Regions from separate parts of the Homo sapiens genome. Here region 2 is linked to region 1. Evidence: chromatin loops called from intact Hi-C (ENCODE). Cell type or tissue: HepG2. All regions are shown on one strand.

Region 1 (5,000 bases):
CTGAAATAAGGAACATGTTCCCACAATGTCATGACTCAGATTTGAACCATGGTTGCTGTGGCCACAACACAGAGTGCTAACCACTATACAGTCACTGCATGCTACTGGGGACCTGACATAAGAAACGTGTAAACGAAAAGAGACATCTTAGTTTTCAAACATTTCTTAATAAGTAAAAATAAAGATACACAATTGCAACTCTTGGTTTAGTTAGGAAAAAAATTATAAAGCAGGGAAAGTGAACTTTCCAAAAAGGAGCAATTGGTAATTCTTGATCAGCCTAATTAAGTAGTAGCTGGGGTTGCCAAATGTGTATACGCTTACCTTTTCCACAACATATCTGCATGAAACAGCATGTTCAGACTGCACCACTGTGAAAGCCCATAAGTAGTCTCCAAGGACCACTCAATATAGAGGTCCAGTGCAACAATATGGTTTCTAATGAAATATGAGGATGTGACTTAAGCAAAAAAGCAAAATAATGCACACGGAGTGATAGTATTATTAAAATCATCCGATAGATGTTGCATTTTTTCAAAATCTGACACATTTTCTTGTCAAAAAAAAGATTCCTCTAAATTATTATTTTGGTAATTTTTGGTTTTGTTACAAAATAAAAACATGCATATGAAGACCATTTTTTCACATATTGCAGCAATTAATTTACCAGAAAAATCATATATTGTTTTCTACATTCCTCCCAGCACATATTATAAATGATGAGCTCTTGTATGCATTCTGTTGATGCATTATCATTAAAAAGTTTTCTGTGGGCTAATAAATCAAATTAATGCCACCTTAAAAGTTGATGCTCCTGGGGTATTACACTTAGCTATCTTTAGCGCTCACCTCTCTGATCAGCAGGATCTCAAAGCTCAGTTGTTTCTCCAGCTGACCTAACTTCAAAACGCCACACCCAACTTTCTAGCTGCCTTACAGCCTGCACACCTCAAAGTTCATATTTCCAATTGAACACGCTAACTCCCTCTCTAGATGCCCGACCTCGTCTGCACACCTAGTTTCTTTTCCTCATGCTTTCCACACTTTGGTCAATGGCACCAAAATCTTCATGTTTATACATGACAAAACCCTGAGAATTATATTAGTGAGCTCCTTGTTTCTTATCACCCAGATATCATTTTTCTTTCTTATGATCTCTATATTCCAAGCCTTCCTCCTAAGTCCTGCTGCTCTTCAGGACGTTATTATTTCTAATTTAGAGGATGCCAGTAGATTCTCCACTAGCCTCCTTGTCCTGTCTTCCCCGCTCCTGCCCAGTCTGTTCCCTAGGGCTATTGGTGGGGTATCTCTCACTGCAGATCTAATCACACAGATCCTTAGTAAAATTCTTCAGTGGTAGCTTATACCAGCTTATGTGGTTCACTGATCATCTGTTTATTTTGCCAGGGTTTTCAGTGTTTAAAGCTAAAGTGAACTGTTCTTTAAAATCAGACATTTGACACAAATATCCATATTTCTGGCTTCTCTAGAAAACTCAGTCTGACAGCACTGGGCACTGCATTTCCAACTTGGTGGCAATCAGCTGAGGCTAAGTAGAAAGTGCTGAGGGGGATGATGCCCTCTCCAGTTCCCAATAATTTGTGTGATACACTTGTACTTACCAAACCACTTCTCCCCACCTGTTTGACATTTGATGGCATAAGATATCACTTGATTTTACAGCCCCTGGCCTATCCAGACCCTACCTGAGGCTTTGACCTAATAAAATCTTTTTAAATTGTTTCTTTGTATATAAATCACAGCTTTGCCTCTCAGTTCATGTACCTCTCAGTTCACGTTCCTCACCTACAAGAAGAGGAGTGAAGACCAGATGGTCCCCAACTCTTCTAACTACAAGGACATGGTTGGGAAAATAAATACCCTGACTTCACATTTCTTCCTCCCTCCAGTCTCTCACTAGAGCTATTCATTAACTAAACCCAATCAGAAGCTCTAGAATGGATGGTTCAGAAGCATTTAAAACCCAAAATAAACAATGAGGAGTCTCAGCATTTAATTTATCAAAATTATGATTGTGTCCCCTTTTAGAAGCAATGCTCCCTAGAACCTTAAATTCCATAGACACAAAGTTATGGGGACAGGAATCAAAAATTCTACCAGTAGGCTATTAGGTAAAATAGTGAGAGCAGCCAATCTCATCTCCATTCCTTTGTCCCTAGATGTTATATTCTGACTGTGTAGATAGAGTCAAATATTAGCTGCTGGCTTAAGGGGTATTAGCTGCATCTTGTAAAATGGTACCAAATCTCACAGAGTATGTTTTTAGCTCGCACTGTAGCTGAGCTTCCTCAGGACATTGTACTCTTCTATCAAGGTAAGTGTTTTGGCCTTAACGCAAATAAGATCAAAGTGAATTCCACTGGCATCAGTCCAATGTCTCACTTCCTTTGCTTTAAAACAAATCTCCTGGTCAAAGGTAATGTTTTGTGGATTGCCATGGATACAGCAATCTGTAATCCATGAATCAAGATGCTGGCAGAAGCCAGCAGGAAAGGCAGATCTGTTCCTGAATACACATTTGTCCCTGTGTGGACAACTGCTGCCTCCTCCATGATGAGCAGGTTGCCAGCCGTTCCCTTAATATGTGATGCAGGAACTCATTGCTGTCCTCTCTGCAGTCAAATTGCACACTCAGTTGAGTGTCTAGAAGCCAGATCAGCCTTGATGAGAGCAAGATTCTGTTGTTGAGCTCACACATAATCTCCATTCTTGATGTCAGGGCCACTTTGTAGTGGACCCATCCAACAGGCACTAGTGTGCTGGAATAAGAAGCTGTCTGACATCCATGATGGGATCAATTATCTACCTAATGATTAAAAGCCCTCACAGATGAAGCCCTTGGGTAAGCATTTACATGAATCACAAATGTGTTGCCCTCTGTGCCCATTATAATAGATCCATCTATATACCTGTTCCCTAGACCTCCTTTGTCACCAAAAGTGTTCATTTCAAATTCATGACCAGTCGACCAGTTCATTAGCCACAGTTTATGAATCAAGTACATTCATACATTAAGCCATCTTTCCTTCCAGAATAAGAGTTCAGCCACATGGACCACCCAAAGCTCTACACATTGTGGTGAGTTCCTTTCACCACTATTTTTCAGGGCCAACTCTGAGTGGGTCTTTAGTTCAGTAGTTCTGAACTACCCTTCTGGATCATGAGAATTCTAATAGTGTGAGACAGGAGGAGGCAGAGTCCTGTTTTCCTTACTTTTAAGCCCCTAACTCATCCAGATCGTACAATGGCTTCTAAAATTTCTCTTGGATTTATGAAAAGTGCAGTATACACACACCACTACACATACACAGAAGCCCACACCAGCCTTGGCCTTGAACTAGAACGTGTTGTTTTGGAAATATTTCTTATTGAATAGCAAGTTTGTAGCACTAAAAGCCAACTAGAAATTAACCTTTCCCCAGCAGTAGAAAAAGGCAACATAAACATTCTTTTGGAATTACAGATTTAAAAAGGAATTAAACATTGTTTTAGAGCTAGGTTGGTTTCCTCTTCCCCACTTCTATTGTCAGTGAACTTACTCTGACTGGAAAGGATAGCACTGATGTCAAGGAAAGCAAACAGCACCCACTCATGTAAACAATCTCATCTGTAATTCATTAACCCTGCTACCCTCAGCCTCCCAGGAAAAGTGTCTCATTTATTAGCTTCCAATCCTAAGTTCATGTTTGTCTTTCAGTTCTGGGACATTATTGAGCAGTACAGGAAAGAGATGTTCAATTACTGGTGACATTTTTTACGTGGAGTTGCCAGTTTACACCAGTGGTACAGATTGTTTACTAAATTATTTTCACTTTTGATGGATTAGATATCTCAGACTCCTCATTATTTATATTTCTTACCCATTGAAGAAAGTAGAAAAACACATATTACTAAGGTACCCCACTCTTTCTCATTCTACTATCTAAAACAAAAGAAGCAGAGACCAAAATAGCAGTGGCAACTGGAAAACAGCAAGGCCTCCCACAGCCTGGGATACTATTGGTATTTGAGACAACTCTCGATGGTATGCCAGACAATATCAGGTGGTACTCTAATCAGGCAAATAATGGTATCAGAAACCTATAATGAGAAAATTATTTTCTTTTCTAATTTGCTTCAATCCTTTAATTTCTTCAGTAAAGAAAGTCTCATTTGGGGGCTAGCCTTTAATATCTAATGTTTTAACAGAGAGAAAGCAAGCTTCAGGCTTAGAACATTTGGTAGTCAACAACATCTAGCTAGAACTTACCAACGTTATTATTTTTTCATTATCTCTTTATGGCAATTGATACTGATGGTATAGTAGTGATAATGAGATTTCTCTTTGATAAATTTTAAAAGTAAGTTGTTTTAAGAAAAAAATGTTAAGTAAATAATAGTACAAGTGATACATGAATACAGTAAAAATCTCAAAATGTGAATACAAATAAAGAAATTTTGAAAACACTGTTAGAGAAAAAGAAAGATTTAATAACAACTTAGTCCTGAAGTTAGAATTCACTCAATATCGGTGAGGGTTTGTGTATGGGCTGTGTGTGTATATGGATGTATGTGTATATAGGAGGGGAGCTGGAAGTTTTGAACTTTCTGTTTCCCATTTCCACATGCTGAAAAGACTATGTTATTGTCACATTTTCCTCTGTGCAAATATATATGCACACATTATATGAATATATACACATACAAAAACACATACCTGCACATATTTCAGAGATGTTTGGTAGCACCGGCTCTCTACATTGCTAAATTCTGTTTTTTAAAACTGGATGTGTTTGTGCCTAATATATACATCTTTTTTTTTCTTACTATTTACAATCATATTTAATCCTGAAAGTTCATTCTGAAATATCTGTCAGTTCTTTCAATTAAATGTATTATACAGTTTCATGAACATTATGTCCTTGACTGTTTCTGTTTATTCACCCTCTAGATTGCCTTCTACTTAGAATTTTAGGCTTAATAAACTCATTTTATTGAAG
Region 2 (5,000 bases), 110 kb after region 1:
CGTTCTTTTTCTCTTTGCCTAATGTATATCTACAAGGGCATTGGGGAAGATGTTGACCACAGGCAGGAAGATGATGAGATCCTGTGCCCACCACTTAATGCAGTCTAGCTCTATATAAGGAAAAATATGTTCTTGATGTGAACCAGATGGTTTCACTCCCTTCAAAAACACTCTTAAGATGCAGTGTGGAAGCTTACTCTGTAAATTAAAAAATAAAAACCTGACTATATTCAGTGGAATGCGTTAATCATTTTTTTCTTTTTAGGTTTGATATTTGACAAATTGATCTAAAATGGCTGGGTTTTTATCTGAATAACTCACTGATGCCATCCCAGAAAGTCGGCACCAGGTAAATGCCTTACATCTACAGCAGTGGGTCTGTCAGCAGTTTTCTTTAATGTGTCAGCAGTGGGGAGAGCGCAAAAACCCACACACACCATTATCTTGTGAAAGAAGTAGAGGAAGCAGAAAATAATGAAATCCCAGTGTTACCACATCCCCTCCAATATACAGATTAAGAGCGTTTGTATTTATATGGTTTTAAACATAAATAACATCAGAATTACTAAGCTATTTCCATTCATGTACTGATAATGAATCATGTGAGAAAGTCCTTTGGCAAGGACTCCACATGGCCACAGGTGATTCCTTTGAGCAGTGTTCTTCCTGTATAGGGCTTAAGAGGACCAGAAGGGAAATGATTGTACTCTCTTGTCAGCTACTTCCTGGGCGATTTGGGTTCTTTGATACCCCAGTGCTCACTTTCGGAAGTGTTAAGACCATAAACCTTAACAGTTGACCTTCTCACCTTCAGAAAACCCAAATGTCTCGGAGTTTCATTCTCACAAACTTCCACCTTCCTCCAATGATGAGATATAGGAAAAAAGACAATGTGAAATTGGAGATGGAGGTGCCCTCTTAGCCTCTTTACAGGCATGAGTCACATGGCAGGGCATTAAACTCTCTCACAACCTGTTGTGGAGCTCAGCAGGGTTAGCCAGGACTGTTTTGTCTATCTAACTCTTCTTACATGGGCCTATGTGATATTTTTCATAACAAGAGTCCGGGATTTACCTAACTAATAAGATTTCCCCACGCCCCTCCTTACAAAAACTCAGTTCAAAGAACAAGCCCTCAGCTTCTCCTAGTCCCCTCCAGGGAAAATGAAGAGTAGCTTGTCCTATTCTGAATATGTTGTGCTCCCATTTTATCAAAGTAGAGGATAGATACGTAGGTGCTGGGTGGGTAGATAAATATTAGAGGGATGCTTCTTCTTTGCTGTAACAGATTGGCAAGTAGGAATCATTTTCTGGAAGGTACTCCACAGTGGTGGTGTTAGAAAACTATTTAGAATGCCTTTAATCTTGGAGATAAAAATAGTAACACTTTACAGAGTTCTGTCAATGGATATCTTTAGGGATGTTTTGTTTTGGGAGGTTTTTTTTCTGATTTTGTTTTTTTCAGGTATAGCGAAGCTTGGGAATCTGGACTGTGCAGATTTTCTGCAAAAATCCAGCTCTGGAAAGAGTGTATTAAGATGCATATCCTAGGATGACACAAAGACAGTATGCTTTATTTTACATCTTAAAAGTATTGAACAGAAGGAGTTTTGTCCATGATATCCCATCAGCCCACTAGCAGGAAAAGCAGGACACTTACCCAGGGGGTTCCTGCTGGAAATGATTCTTGGAATCAGCCTTCCTTCTACTCTATTTGGGAAGTCTTTGGTTTCTAACATTCACACATTTGTAGCAAAGCTTCCAAAATAACTATGATGTTTTGCTTAGGAATAACAAAACATGGAAGAAAACATTCTGTGAAATTTTAAACTTTTTCAAACCTTTAAGTTTCAGATGAATAAGCAAAACATACTTAAGTCTAAGAAGCTATTTTTTGTTTGTCAAAGAACTGATGTTATACCAGTTCTAATATTAATTAGCAACTTTGCCCTGGTTTTCCTGTAAAATAATCTCCAAGGCCCTATCTCAATCTGTGGGCAGTATACTGAAATACAAAAAGTGTTCACAAAAGGACCTTCTGAACTTTGCAATCTCCCTTTAAAACTTTTACCAACTTAAAACTACAGAACTCTGATCTCTTATTGATTTAAACTAGTGATATGTAAACAGCACTTCAGAGCTTGTTTCACAGGACCAAAAAATTTATGCTGAAATCTACTCATGACAAATGGGAAAACCCTGATTAGCACATTTAAATGAATAAATAAAGAACCGTATTCAATGGCTTAAAATTTATAGACCTGCATCATCCATTATGGTAGCCATTTACTATATGTGGCTATTTACATTTAAATATAAACGTATTAAAATTAAACTAAAAATTCAGCCCCTCTGTTGCATTACCCCCATCTCAAGTGCTCAGTAGACACATGTGGTTAGTGGACAACACAGATTTAGAACATTTCTATCATAGGAAGTACTACTGGACAGTACTGCTGTAAACACACTTATTAATAATGCAGCAGACTTTCTTGGCCACTTGGTAAGAAAGTTTTCTGCTCTTTTAAACTTATTTGGGAAGTTTTTAATACTTTTGAAATTATGATTTCCTCAGTGTTAGATTATCTGATATACAGCTCTCACAGACCATTTTTTGTTTTTCCTGTTTGTTTGCATATTAAAATATATAGGATTCAATGTTTCACGTGCTTTTCTAAAGTTGCAGTTCTTGATTTCTTAAAATTGTGAAAAGAAGTACCCACAGTTATATTAAGAACTAAAATATATGGCTGTTGGCTTGGTTACCAACATTGCTGACAGCTCCAAGTAAGCAAAAGTAAAAAAGATGTAGGATCATTTTTAAAGGCCAATATTTTCTTCCTTACTCATTACCTTCTGTAAAATTCTGTAAGATTTTCTTTAGTTTTCCAGTAATGATAAACATTTCACCATTGCATAGACATAATTAATTGATTTTTTAAGCAGTTGGAGAGCCAAACAAAATAAGGGGTAGAATACTTCTTATTTTATTTTTTAATAAAAATGTACATATTAGAAGCCTTTATTTTTATTTAAATTGTATGTCACTGATAAGGTTTGGATATTTGCCCCTCCAAATCTCATGTTGAAATGTGATCCCCTGTGTTGGAGGTGGGGCCTGGTGGGAGGTGTTTGGATCCTGCAGGCGGATCTCTCATGAATGGCTTGGTGCCCTCCCCATGTTAATGAAAGAGTTCTTGCTCTGAAACTGTGACACCTCCCCCCTCTCTCTCTTGCTCCTGCTCTCGCCATGTGACATGCTGGTTCCCTATCACCTTCTGCCATGATTGTAAGCATCCTGTGGCCTCACCAGAAGCAGAAGCTAACACCATGCTTCCTTGTAAGCCTGCAGAACCAGGAGTCAGTTAAAGCTCTTTTCTTTATAAATTACCCAGTTTCAGGTATTCCTTTATAGCAACACAAGAATAGACCAACACAGTCACGGATAACAGTAGTTTTTCATTTTTCATCAATATAATGATCCTGCTGTATTCTTAAAGTTCTTAATCACTATTTGTCACTAATACGATAACATTAATAAAATTTGAGTCTCAGTTACTTTCCAGTCACTTATACCTAGCAGTTCAATAACATTTAGTTCCTGGACTAATGATCATGTGTTATATAAGGCAAAAAATTAAAAACAAATTTGTCTTTGAGTCATCAAAGCATCAAGGGTTTGAAATAGCTATATAACTAGCTGTGAAAAAGGGATATAAATATCCAGCTGATATTTCCTTTACACATTTAATAGTATCATTTTTCAATGAAAGCATAAATAAAATAAGTTTGGAACCAGTTTGGAATTTTTAAATATTAATCGCAGAATCTTACTAACAGAAAACAAAAGCAAGATAAATGCTAGTCATTTGTGCCTGAGTTTTTTTTTCAATAAACAGAAATGAAGCTTGCTTTAGGAAACATGTGTACTCCAAATAACCTACTATTCACACAATTCTCAGTAACATTCTTTCTTTGCTTAAATAATACAGCCAGATGTGCTTAGCACATAACTCTATAGAAAATAATAATTTAAATTAGATTTAAATAGAGATAGATAGACAGACAGACAGATAGACAGATATTTTTGAGACAAAGTCTCACTTTGTCCTCTAGGCTAGAGTGTAGTGGCATGATCATAGCTCACTGCAGCCTTAAACTCCTGGGCTCAAGCCATCCTCCTATCTCATCCTCCCAAGTATCTAGGACTACAGGCACATGCACTATGCCCAGCTAATTATTTTTTTAATTTTTTGTAGAGATGTCGTCTTGCTACATTGCCTAGGTTGCTCATGAACCCCCAGCCTCAAGTGATCCTCCTGCCTCAGCCTCCCAAAATGCTAAGATTACAGGCATGAACCACTGCACCCAACCAATATTAATATTTTTAACAATTGAAAGAGCTCAAAGAAATAGGTTTTAAATTTAGAGGCCCTGTTTTGCTGACAGGAAAGGCTTTTAGCTGGAATCAAGAGTGCTGTTGTCTTTTCCCTTCAATTAGTCATTCCTTTTAAGACTTTTAAGATTTAAATGTATGAGTCATTTTTTAAATCCCAGAAAGATCTAGTATATCTCATAAATGTAATAATACAGTGCAGACCTGGTGGAAAATAATTATTTATCTGAAACTGGGCCTCAGTGCCTTTCCTGAATCTAAACAAATGTTCATCTCACCCAGAGAACTGGGACAACAGGAACAAGGTATTGCAAGTCCAAAATCCAATCCAAAGCAGCGTTCTTCCTCCCCACCTCTAGGCAAGGCCAAAATACTTCTGCACACAGTATAGACACCAGAAAAAAACAGAGCCACTGTAGATGAAACCAGTCAGGGGGTAAGAGCTGTCTTTTGATCTAGAGCTTGCACCTTTGCTCCTCAGTAATACTCCCAGGTCAAAAAGGAAAAATAAGATGGGCAGTTGGCTGCCTCCTGGTCCCTCCAGCCTGGTCAGTGAACAGAGTGGGAAGATAAAACAGCTAAGTATCTTCCTTAACAATGCAAAG

The links. Peaks named below come from ENCODE experiments on the same cell type or tissue, not always from the same donor. Only the 100,000 strongest peaks of a DNase experiment are listed, where the experiment ranks them.
Region 2: a loop joins it to region 1, with 5 times the contacts of the local background. A loop is called at or near these places in 3 of 110 quality-filtered maps.

The regions. Positions count from the first base shown.
Region 1 is chr3:148,598,750-148,603,749 of GRCh38, forward strand. No RefSeq gene overlaps it. Among named protein-coding and RNA genes, the nearest start is that of AGTR1, 97 kb to the right of the region's middle. RefSeq lists an enhancer at 3,565-3,709 and a cis regulatory region at 3,631-3,644. In HepG2, no CTCF peak of the experiment used is centred here; DNase peaks (open chromatin) are centred at 1,892, 2,402 and 3,652; H3K4me3 peaks cover 1,577 bases.
Region 2 is chr3:148,707,679-148,712,678 of GRCh38, forward strand. It overlaps AGTR1 (angiotensin II receptor type 1), which reads left to right. Exons shown (of 3, transcript NM_000685.5): 2 at 266-349. Among named protein-coding and RNA genes, the nearest start is that of AGTR1, 12 kb to the left of the region's middle. In HepG2, no CTCF peak of the experiment used is centred here; a DNase peak (open chromatin) is centred at 2,083.